2 separate regions of the Homo sapiens genome follow, and region 1 is linked to region 2. The links are chromatin contacts, found by Hi-C or POLR2A ChIA-PET in ENCODE. All regions are on one chromosome and are shown on one strand. Each heading gives the region's core, a stretch centred on a gene start or an enhancer-like site at or near the end of the contact. The rest is flanking DNA. Distances are from core to core; before and after follow the strand shown.

What was found. A loop is a pair of places that touch in the nucleus more often than their neighbours do. ChIA-PET counts read pairs that join two places held with the same protein, here RNA polymerase II (POLR2A).
Region 1: a loop to region 2 is called in a map with no recorded cell type, with 10 times the contacts of the local background. The contact joins the promoter of ICMT here to the promoter of CALML6 in region 2. A Hi-C loop is called at or near these places in 1 of 37 single-sample maps with no recorded cell type. POLR2A ChIA-PET finds 5 or more read pairs at or near these places in 1 of 52 experiments (H1).

The regions. Positions count from the first base shown.
Region 1 is chr1:6,233,908-6,239,739 of GRCh38, reverse strand. It overlaps ICMT (isoprenylcysteine carboxyl methyltransferase), which reads left to right and starts at 3,776. Exons shown (of 5, transcript NM_012405.4): 1 at 3,776-4,023; 2 at 4,766-4,854. The coding sequence starts at 3,829. ICMT-DT (ICMT divergent transcript) reads right to left here and starts at 3,500. Exons shown (of 5, transcript NR_103534.1): 1 at 3,404-3,500; 2 at 2,590-2,774; 3 at 2,395-2,495; 4 at 1,892-1,926; 5 at 296-1,519. RefSeq lists an enhancer at 2,571-3,543 and silencers at 3,508-3,837, 4,048-4,107.
Region 2 is chr1:1,912,287-1,918,174 of GRCh38, reverse strand. It overlaps CALML6 (calmodulin like 6), which reads right to left and starts at 2,915. Exons shown (of 6, transcript NM_138705.4): 1 at 2,868-2,915; 2 at 2,440-2,490; 3 at 1,560-1,734; 4 at 1,279-1,423; 5 at 1,101-1,201; 6 at 879-1,028. The coding sequence starts at 2,894. The coding sequence ends at 982. TMEM52 (transmembrane protein 52) reads left to right here. Exons shown (of 5, transcript NM_178545.4): 5 at 13-584. The coding sequence ends at 293. RefSeq lists an enhancer at 3,408-4,094.

The sequences.
Region 1 (5,832 bases), core at 2,527-5,026, 4.3 Mb before region 2:
AAAAAGAGAAAGAAAAAGAAGCCTAATTTCATCTCGGCCTGGAGTTTAACTTGGAAATAGCACAGTGGTTCTCAGGGTTCTCTAAAACAGGAGGTATCCACACTCGGGTCCCAGAAATAAAGCCACCTCAGCCTGTAGGCGGATGGCAGGAAGGGGAGGGAAGGGGGAGGTTGCAGAGGGACCTTCCTGCATGAGAAAGGGCTCCCTTTGTGCCTGCCTCGAAAGCTCCTAGAACAAAACACATTCAAATGCTTATTTACAAGAAAAGTCAAGCAAGGCATCCCAGGCAGAGCAGTTTTCCTTTTTTTTCTTATATTTTTGTAGGTGTGTTGTCCCCAAGCATGGAGGGCTGGGTGCACAGTGGGTCTGTTTGATCAGATTGCTTTCCTCTGTGGCGGGAAAGCAGGTCCCTGCATGGGGTCTGCGTGTTTCTGTGCATCTCCGTGTGTGTGTTTCCCTGTGTCTATGTGCAGCCCTCTGCATGTGACTTTGTTCCTCTGGTTTGATGCCCATGTGTGCTTAGATCTGCTTCCTCTCCTTTCTCCTCCATCACTGCTCTGTGAACCCTGGGCCCTGACAGATTCGGCAACTCCAGCAACTTCTGAAAATTCTCCTTCCCTGGAGTCCGGCCCCACCTGGGAGGAGACTGCTGCCTCTCCCTTCTTTCTCCCTTCTCCAAAATGGGGCTGATGAAGAGGGAGGGGCCAAGGGGAGGTGATGGGCAGAGGAGAGAGCATTGCTGTGGTTCTCCAGTCTGGTTACATATTACTCTACAACCCCGAGTGGCAACAGTCCCTGGGGGTAAATCAGGGCTGTCATACATTGAGGAGAGCAGAAGCCAGGAAGGGCTTCCCAGGCACAGTGGGTTTTGGCCCCAGGACCAGCTCCCTTCCAGGGGTGAAGGTGCGATGAGTGCCCTCTGGTGGTCCTGAGGTGTCCTGGAGCAGAGGGAGATGTCCTGAGTCTGTGGGAGACCACAGGAAACTGGCGACAGTCACAGGAGCTCTCAGCTCCCAGGAACATTCACATCCAGGCCTCCTTCCCATGTGGCACTGCAGCTGAGTGACTTTGATTTTTAAAACATTAAATCTCTTTTCAATTCCCATCCACCAAGTTTAGCACGTTTTCTGAGCACCGTTTAAACATGGTACTGGAGCTAGGCGCAGTGGTGCACGCCTGTCGTCCCAGCTACTCAGGAGGCCGAGGCAGGAGGATGGCCTGAGCCCAGGAGTTTGAGGCTGCAGTGAGCTATGATCTCGCCACTGCATTCCAGCCTTGGCAACAGAGTGAGGCCCTGTCTCAAAAAAATCAATAACTAAAATAAAATAAAGTGGTACTGGGCTTTACAGAACAAATACCAATCTGTGCCAGAGAAATAAGGATCCCCACTGTACAGGAAATGGAGGTGCATAGAATGGATTTGCCAAGGTCACAAAGCTAGGCCGCAGAGGTGAGGGGTCCGGGATTCTGGCCCAGGCTCTCCATCCAGCTTCCCAGGTACCAGAGCTCCTGCCAGGACCTGCAGGGACAAGAGTGGAGAGGGGCTCAGATGCAGGGCTCACAGACCGCCTGCCTCTCTCGCTGACCCACCACTTGATGCCAGCCTCCCCGAGGGCCTGTCCCCATCCCTTCTCAGCCTTTCTCCCTCCCGCCTCTGTGCCTTTCAAACGCCAAGCCCTCACTCCCTCCTTGATCTCATTTCCAATGGAGGGCAGGCTGTCCATCCCCAAGGGCCCCAAGGCCTAGCTCTGGCGTCTGTTCCTCGCAGCCTCCTCGCCCTGCCGCCCTCCAAGCTGAGGGCCTCCCCTGGGGTCCCTCTTTGCTCCCCATCCTTGCTCTCCTTCTGCCCCCACTGCCACCCCTGCAGAGTTTATTCCAGTTGTTCACTTACTGGCTTTTCTCCTCCAGCGCAGCTCTCTGAGCTACCTGAGGTGAGAGAATTTACTCTTTAAAAAGTAAAGAAAAACTTGATTATAAAAGTAATCTATGGGCCGGGCACGGTGGCTCATGCCTATAATCCCAGCAGTTTGGGAGGCCGAGGCGGGTGGATCACCTGAGGTCAGGAGTTTGAAACCAGCCTGGCCAACATGGTAAAGCCCCGTCTCTACTAAAAATACAAAAAAATTAGCTGGCCGTGGTAGTAGGCTCCTGTAATCCCAGCTACTCAGGAGGCTGAGGCAGGAGAATCACTTGAACCCGGAGGCGGAGGTTGCAGTGAGCCGAGATTGCGCCATTGTACTCCAGCCTGGGCAACAAGAGCAAAACTCCATCTGAAAAAAAAAAAGTATCCTGTGTTCATTGTAGGCAGTATGGAAACTGCAAAAACAGATAAAGACAATAAAAATCACCAAGAGTGCCACTACCTAAAGATAGGCCAGGGGTGGTGGCTCATACCTGTAATTCCAGTGCTTTGTGAGGCTGATTGGAGGATCACTTGGGCCCAGGAGTTCCAGACTGCCGCACTCCAGCCTGGCCAACACAGTGAGACCCTGTGTCTAAAAAAGAAAAAAAGAAAAAAAAAAGGTACATATATAGTCGGCGTTATACCATTTTGGCTGATAGCTTGATCATTTTCCCAGGCTCAGATACCTGCCCTTTTTCCCCAAGTGAAGTCAGGATCACACCGAAAAGCTTTGCCTCCTGCTATTTAAAAACCTAATATAGGCAGGGCGCGGTGGCTCACGTCTGTAATCTCAGCACTTTGGGAGGCCGAAGCGGGCGGATCACGAAGTCAGGAGATGGATCCCGGCTAACACGGTGAAACCCCGTCTCTACTAAAAATACAAAAAAATAAGACGGGCGCAGTGGCGGGCGCCTGTAGTCCCAGCTACTCGGGAGGCTGAGACAGGAGAATGGCGTGAACCCGGGAGGCGGAGCTTGCAGTGAGCCGAGATCGCACCACTGCACTCCAGCCTGGGCGACAGAGCGAGACTCCGTCTCAAAAAAAAAAGAAAACCTAACATATCCTGAGCATTCCCATCACCGTCCAGCCTTGTTCCACAACAGGAATTTAAGCGGGCGGTGGTCCCGTTGCATGGATGCCCAGGTGCCGTTGTCCAGGCCGGTTTCCAGGGAGCCGCAGAGGGAGGGCAGGAGGTCGCCGCACTTGGCCCCGCGCCCCAGGGCGTCTGGTTTTCGGGGACGACGCAGGGCCGGCGAGGGTGCGGCCGTTTCAAAATTTTTTTTTTTGAGATGGAGTGTCACTCTGTCACCCAGGCTGGAGTGCAGTGACACAATCTCGGCTCACTGCAACCTCCGTCTCCCCGGATCAAGCGATTCTCCTGCCTCAGCCTCACCAAGTAGCTGGGGTTAAAGGCGTGCGCCACCACGCCCAGCTAATTTTTGTATTTTTAGTATAGACGGCGTTTCCCCATGTTGCCCAGGTTGGTCTCGAACTCCTGACCTCAAATGATTCGCCAGCCTCGGCCTCCCAAAGTGCTGGGATTACAGGCGTGAGCCACCGCGCTCGGCTCGTTTCAAACTTTACATTGCTTCTTGGGACAGGAACCTCCTGAGTTTGGGACTAAGTTTGGACAGACGCGGGCGGCGACTTCTCCCACCACTTCCCGGCCCCCGCCCGGCACAGAGTCTGGCTCAGAGCCCGGATGTCCCCGAGGGGCGGGGAGGGGCGGGCGGGCGGGGCGCTCCCGCCAAATTCCGGACAGCAACAGGGCGGGCCGGAGTTCTCGCGAGAACTGGCAGGCGGCGCGCAGCTGCGGGCAGCTGCCCTTCCCGGGCCGGCATCGGCGGCACAGTGCGCAGGCGCAGCCGGCGCGTTTCTCCGGGCTACAGCCGGCGCCGCCGCCCGCTAGTCCGCCGCCCGGCGCCATGGCGGGCTGCGCGGCGCGGGCTCCGCCGGGCTCTGAGGCGCGTCTCAGCCTCGCCACCTTCCTGCTGGGCGCCTCGGTGCTCGCGCTGCCGCTGCTCACGCGCGCCGGCCTGCAGGGCCGCACCGGGCTGGCGCTCTACGTGGCCGGGCTCAACGCGCTGCTGCTGCTGCTCTATCGGCCGCCTCGCTACCAGGTGCAGGCCGGCGGGGGCCGGCGGGGGCCGGCGGGGCGGGCGGCGGTCCGCTTGGCGCGGCGCGTGGGCACCTTTCTCCCCGGGCCCGCAGTGGCCTCCCACGCGCGCGCTCTTCATCCGCGAGTTCAGGTCGCAGGAGGGGACCCTCTCTCTCCGGGCTCGGGCGCCCTGCACCCGAGGAGTGGGTTGTTAAATTGCAGCTTGTGCAGCTCAGCAGGTGCGCGTGGGGTGGAGTGAGCGAGCCCGCGAGTGCTTTTATGTAACTTAAGGTGCAGAGACCTACCTGCTGCCCTGTCTCAGGTCAAAGGCCCCGCAGTGACGTGGGTGGGGCTGGGCGCACAGGCCCGGGTGCCCTGACCTCATAAACTAGGCTTAAGCAGTTTTCCTACAGCCCTGAATAGTAATCACGAATAATAATAATAATGACAGCTAAAATGTAGGTAGCAGTTAGTCTTAAGTGTTTTACGTGGGTAATCCTTACTGCAGTCCTAAAAGGTAGGTACTGTTATCCCCTGGCTGTAGATGGGGAAGCAAGCTCAGAGAGGTTAAATAATTTGGGAGGCCACACAGCCAGAGAGCGGTGGGTGCAGAATTTGAACCCAGGTCGCCCACTTCTCCCTTTCAACCTCAGCAAATCGGCTCTATCTGCTTGCCTGTGGGTTGCCTATTCCGGGAAGGTCAGCAGCCCAGATCTGTACTCTGAGGACTGTGAATGACTGAGCTTCTCTTGGGTTCCTTTCAGATAGCCATCCGAGCTTGTTTCCTGGGGTTTGTGTTCGGCTGCGGCACGCTGCTAAGTTTTAGCCAGTCTTCTTGGAGTCACTTTGGCTGGTAAGAATTCCTTCGGAAATACTGGTTTTCAGGCGAGGGTGGACAGATCAGAGGGTCTGTAGCGGCATTTCCTCATCCCTGTCTCATCTGTGACCGGCAGAAGGCTGTTCAGGGTTCTCTGGAAACGAAGTCTCCTGGCTTCCCCCTAGTTGCTCACATTTCAGCCCTTGTGATTTCGTGCCTGTGGGTTGATTGTGAATCAGGCAGAAACAGATCTCCCTGGCACCCCCAAAGGTGCTGTCATCCGCAGCTGTGGTGACAGCATTCCGTAACTTGAGCAGCCCTTCCCGGAAGGGGTGCAGGTCCTCGGTGGCGGGCAGGGGCAGGGCTCTGGCTTGTCTTCATGGGCCTTTTTCATCTCTAATTTCTATTAGGTCACATCTAGTGCATCCCCACAGCCACTGTAGGATTTTTCCCTACACTATGATTTCAGTCCCTTGAGCCTTCTAGTCTGACCTGGATATGAACCAGTGGCTTCAAGGTAAAAAGTTTTATCTCCTCTTATCAATATTTTGAGCCATCTAATCCTTCTTTGCCGGAATTATTTCAGTTTTGTTAAATTTTGTATCCGACATACATCACTCCTTTATGTTGTTATCTCCCTCTTTCATGTTTTATTGTGTGTAGTGTCATTTTTAACGGACAGAAGGGCCCATAATGCCTCTGTGACCTATGGGTTTGTTTTGCCTGTGACATTCAAAAACAGTCCCTTGCCGGGCGCGGTGGCTCACGCCTGTAATCCCAGCACTTTAGGAGGCCGAGGTGGGCAGATCACGAGGTCAGGAGTTCAAGACCAGCCTGGCCAAGCCAGGAGTTCGAGACCAGCCTTGCCAACATAGCGAAACCCTGTCTCTACTAAAAATACAAAAATGAACTGGGCGTGGTGGTGGGCACCTGTAGTCTGAGCTACTTGAGAGGCTGAGGCAGGAGAATCGCTTGAACCTGGGAGGCGGAGGTTGCAGTGAGCTGAGATCACGC
Region 2 (5,888 bases), core at 1,666-4,165:
GGTTCCCTGCAGCCTACAGCTCCGTGCAGTACCCACTGGGCATGCGGTTGCCCCTGCCCTTTGGGGAGCTGGACCTGGACTCCATGGCTCCTCCTGCCTACAGCCTGTACACCCCGGAGCCTCCACCCTCCTACGATGAAGCTGTCAAGATGGCCAAGCCCAGAGAGGAAGGACCAGCACTCTCCCAGAAACCCAGCCCTCTCCTTGGGGCCTCGGGCCTAGAGACCACTCCAGTGCCCCAGGAGTCGGGCCCCAATACTCAACTACCACCTTGTAGCCCTGGTGCCCCTTGAAGGAGGTAGGAGAACGGACCAGAGCTTGGAGAACTAATGCTTGGAGCCAAGGGCCCCAGCCCACCCCACCGTCCCACACATTGCTGTGGCCCCAACCTCGGTGCCATGTTACACCGGCCCCTGGCGTCACCCACTAGGCAGGCTGCTGCTTTCAGCCTCAGCCCCTGGCCCAGCCCCAGCAGGCCCTCAGCCTGGAAGAGGCCCCTTGGGCCTAAGCCTCGGGTGGGAGCTCAGGGCCACCTGTGACGTCTGCATCTTCTTGGAGAGAGAATAAAGTTTGTATTTAAGTGGTCTCTGCCTATGTGGGAAGGACTCTGGGACTCCAGGGCTCTGGGAGGAACCCTTGGGCAGCCAACCCCCAGTGCAAGCAGGAAGGGCGAGCGTGTGGTCCCCGGCCTGTACCCAGTCCAGGTTTCAGGCTGGCATTCCTAGCCCTGAGCTGGGCAATGGGTGGTGTCAGGTGTCGTGGCAGAAATGACTGGGGCTGTTTCTGTGACTGGGCCAGGAAAACTCTTTTCCTTCTCCAGCCCCACGCCTTTGCCTGTTGCCCCCCAACCCAGGCTGGGACAGTGAGGCACACACAGGTTGGGCTGGAACATTTATTTTACACGGAGCCGGGGGAGTGGGGGCCAGGGGGCAGGGGCAGCAGCCTTCCCGGGCAGGCCTCCCCCGGCTGCGGCAGCTGCACCTACTGGATCAGCTTGAAGGACTCCCCCGTCATCATGGCCACAAACTCTGGGAACAGAGGGGCAGGTCAGCAGCTTGCCCCGGCCCAGCCAACGGCTCCCAGGGCTCCAGGCCACTCACCCTCATAGTCGATGGTCCTGTCCCCATCCTTGTCGGCCTCCTTCATCATCTGCTCCGCCTCCACCTCGTTGAGGGGCTCCCCTGCGTTCATTAGCACGTACCTACGGGGCCTGGCGCTGAGCCACTCCATCGGCCCTGCCCGTGCCCGCCCACCACCCGCCCCCAACCCGGGCCCTACTTGAGTGTGTTCCAGTCAATGTAGCCCTTGCCCTCTTTGTCAAAGACACGGAATGCCGCCCTCAGCTCGCTCTCCTGGTTCTGGGCCTTCTCATGGTAAACTCCCATTAGTGCCAGGAAACCATCGCAGTTGAAGAACCCTTTGTCTGCAAGGGGCACAGCTGGGGCTCAAGGGATGGGGCACAGCACTCCCCATGGGCTTTGCCTCTTCCCCCCGTAGGCACTGACACCTGACCCAGGGCCCCCCCGAGGCTGCCCACCCCACTCCAGCCATGAGCTCACTGTCTCTGTCCACATCCTTGGCCATTGAGGCCAGCTCACTCTTGGTGGGGTTGATACCCAGCAGGCTCATGAGCCACTCCAGCTCCCCCGTCTTCACCTCCCCGTTGCCCTCTTCGTCGAACATCTCAAAGACTCCCTTGTACTCCTTGATCTGCTCAGCCGACAGGCGCTCTGTCTGCAGGGGACACCCGCACCGGCCTGACCAGGAGCCCCTTCTGCCCCTGTGTCCAGGGAAGGGTCAGAGGTACCCCCTGCACCCATTCCTCCATTGGCAGCCTTTCAAGGTGAGTGGTAAGAGAGGAGGCCCCCAGCGGAGAGCAGGCTTCCAGGACAAGGGGTCACACGCCAGGGGTTTGCAGGGCCAGCAGGGCTCTGCCAGGCAGCTAACAGGGGCAAGGGCCAGACAGGCAGGAGCCAGCGTGCGAGGGAACAGCAGCAGCTGCAGGGCCAGGCGGGCCAGGCAGCGGCCCTGGAGCCTGGCAATGGACACCAGGTGAGGCAGGTGAAGGAAGCCGAGAGCAGGGTGGGGAGGAGCCCAGCCCTGGCCCGGGAAAGGCTTCCAGCCCAGGATTGGGATACAGCCCAGGAAGCAGAACCCTGGGCTCCAGCCTGTGTGGCATTCCGGAGGGAGAGTCCAGCACCGGGCCACACCTGCCTGCCACCACTGCTGCTGCCCATCTGGGAGCCAGCTTTCAGAAAGGGCTGCTCCACCCTGGCCCCGGAACAAGGGCTGTGTTGGTGGCAGCAGGGCTTGGCCCCCTCTTCTACCTCAGCCCCTTCCTGCCCAGGCTCCGTGGCAGGTCATTGCACCTCCAGGTTCCAGCTCAACCTACCCAGCCAGCCCACCAGAGACTCCATCGGGCACAGAGAGCAGCCTTACCATGTCGGTGGTTGTCTGACAGGATTCTGCAGGGTGGTGACACCAGGGCTGCTGTGGGCAGAGTGCTGGGGCAGTGGTGGCAGCTGAGTTTTAGCTGGGCCTGGCTGCCTGGGGTCCCCGGGGTCCAGATTCCAAGAGCCTTTTATGGGTGGGAAATCCTGCCGGCCCTATTTTGGGACAGGCTCTCGGCCTTATCCACAGGGCCCCTTCCCGGCCCGCTTTGGCCTGGGCTTCCCCTGACCCTGAAGATGGGCACCGAAGGCTAAGTGCGGGGGCCAGGAAAGGGCTGAGACATGGCGGGACCCTCACACACGCTGTTCCCCGTGCTGTTCCCTCTTCACTGGACCAAGCTCCAAGTCTACCTTCCCAGAGGTGCGGCCCTCCAGCAGGTCTTCATGGGACCCTGGTCCCATGCTGTCATCACTTACCAGTGAGATTTCTTGTTGAAGACCCATCCTGGCCAGCTGGTGCTCAGTGGCTCAGAGCCTGGCCACCCTCCCATCCTGGTGGACTCAACATTGGCCCCGTGCCAGCATGTCACAAACTCTCAGGACAGGTCGAATGAACAAATGCATGAGGCACCGCTTGACCATCTTGTACAGGAGGGGCTGAGGGTCCACCATTCAGGGAGGAGACAGCAGGACATGGGCTGGGGGTGAAGGGGGAAAGGGAGCAAAACAGGGCCTGGGGGCTGGGCTGCCCGCTGGAAGCCAGGCACAGTTGGGGGCTATTTTGGGGTTTCTCAGGGAAACCTGATCTCCCTTCCACTCAGAACAGCAAAGCTGGCTCCCGAGGGGGCCTGGTGCCCAGGCTGGTCCGTATCAACATGCCACCGTGGAGCACACGCCTGCACACGTGTGTTCCCTCCTCAGACCCGCACTGAGCCCTCCCTGTCTGGGTCTAATTACCCACCAGACTCCCAAAGCCAGGGTCCAGCTCCTCCCTGCCCCACCCAGGCAAGAGTGTGAGGATTGCAGTGGCAGGTCAGGGCCCTCAGGGTCACACTCACACCTGCCCCCCGACTGGCCCCTTGATGGCATGAAGAGTCTGAGCAGGTGGGGCACTCAGTGTCCCCCGCCAGCCCAACCCTCTGCCTGCCAGCAAACCTGCAGCTACAGGATGGCTCCCGCTGAAACCCAGGCCAGCTGCTGAGACTGCAAGATTGACGCTGACGAGGGCAGGCCAATGGCCCAGGGCACCTCCAGCCAAACGGGAGCCGGGGCTGGAGGGAAGCGGCCCTGGGTCTGGTGGGGCCAAGGGAGGCCCTGACCTTCATCCTGGCTGCTCCCTGGCCTCAGCTTTCCCCTGGGCTGGGGCAGGGAACAATTCACGCACTGAGCACCTTCCCCCAGGGGCATAGAATGGAGGGAGCCGCAGCACCCAGGCCAGGGCCCATCCTGGGTTCTGGCTCAGGGTCTCCAGGTACAGGCCAGCTGGGTACAGAGACACAGAGAACTGCACTGGCCTCGTGGCCCTGGACAAGTCCCCACCCCAACAACTCTCACAGCCAGTGGACAGCAGGCTCTGCCTCCTCCGTTCCCAGGCTTCCAGCGTCTGACATTCCTGGGCCACAGCCCTGAAGGTTCCAGACATCCTGATGGGCTTACGAGTGAAACTCAAAGCTGTGACCCCTGGAGCCCAACTTAAAGCAGAGGGCACACCCCCCGCCCCGCCCGTAGGAAGGGGCAACATGGCCACAACCACCATCAACCTCTCTCCTCTCCATCTAGGCTTCTACCCATATCCAAGACCCAGTACAAGCAGCAGAACAGGTCCTCGCCCTCTAACCCTCTCTCCTCATGCTGACCAGCCTCTGTGTGGCCTTCGGACATACCCCGTATCTCTAGGACCTGAGACTCATCCAATCTTTATTTTCCTTCTTGTGTCTCTTCTGATCACCGAAGGGCTATTCTCCATAAGAAAACAGAAAAAGAGGCTGGGCACGGTGGCTCACGCCTGTAATCCCAGCACTTTGGGAGGCTGAGGCGGGCAGATCACGAGGTCAGGAGATCGAGACCATCCTGGCTAACACAGTGAAACCCCGACTGTACTAAAAAAAATACAAAAAAATTAGCCAGGCGTGGTGGTAGACACCTGTAGTCCCAGCTTCTCCGGAGGCTGAGGCAGGAGAATGGCGTGAACCCAGGAGGCAGACCTTGCAGTGAGGCGAGATCGCGCCACTGCACTCCAGCCTGGGCAACAGAGCGAGACTCCATCTCAAAAAAAAAAAAGAAAAGAAAAGAAAACAGAAAAAGAGAAAAACCCTGTAACAATTAGAATGCTGCCTCAGCCACGTTCAGGTGCAAGTGCAGTTGTGTTCATGGCCGTACCCAGTTATGCAGCAGATCTCTAGAACCTTTCACCTTGCAAAACGGACCCCCGCCCCCATTAAACAGCATCTGCCCTCTTCCACCACCCCCCGCCCCCCAGCCTATGGCAATCACTATTCTACTTTCTGTTTTTAAGAATTCGACTCCGGGGGCCGGGTGTGGTGGCTCACGCCTGTAATCCCAGCACTTTGGGAGGCCGAGGTGGGTGGATCACAAGGTCAGGAGTTCAAGACCAGCCTGGCCAAGATGGTTACACCCTGTTTCTACTAAAAAAAATAAAAAAATAAAAAAATTAGCCGGGCGTGGTGGCAGGTGCCTGTAATCCCAGCTACTCAGGAGGCTGAGGCAGAGAATTGCTTGAACCTGGGAGGTGGAGGATGCAGTGAGCCGAGATTGCGCCACTGCACCCCAGCCCGGGTGACAGAGTGAGACTCCATCTCCAAAAAAAAAAAAAAGAATTCGACTTTTTTTTTTTTTTTTTTTTTGAGGCAGAGTCCCGCTCTATCTCCAGGCTGGAGTGCAGTGGCGCGATCTCAGCTCACTGCAACCTCTGCCTCCCAGGTCAAGCAATTCTCTTGCCTCAGCCTCCCGAGTAGCTGGGACTACAGGCACCCACCACCAAGTCCGGCTAATTTTTTATACTTTTACTAGAGACGGGGTTTCACCGTGTTAGCCAGGATCGTCTCGATCTCCTTACCTTGTGATCCGCCCACCTGGGCCTCACAAAGTGCTGAGATTACAGGCATGAGCCACCGCACTCGGCCTGGAATAGGCGTCTTTTTTAAGGCTGAGTAAAATGTTATTCTCGGGATGGACCACACTCGGTTTATCCACCATCTGCTGATGAACACTTAGGTGCTCCCACCTCTTGGCTGTTGGAACTGCTGCTGCAATGAATATGGGCGGGCATGAAGGTGTTTCATAGATGTGATTAGTATTTAAATCAGTAGGCCGGGCATGGTGGCTCATGCCTGTAATCCCAGCACTTTGGGGGACCGAGGCAGGGAGATCACAAGGTCAGGAGATCGAGACCATCCTGGCTAACATGGTGAAATGCCGTCTCTACTAAAAATAAAAATAAAAAAATTAGCTGGGCATGGTGGTGCGCGCCTGTAGTCC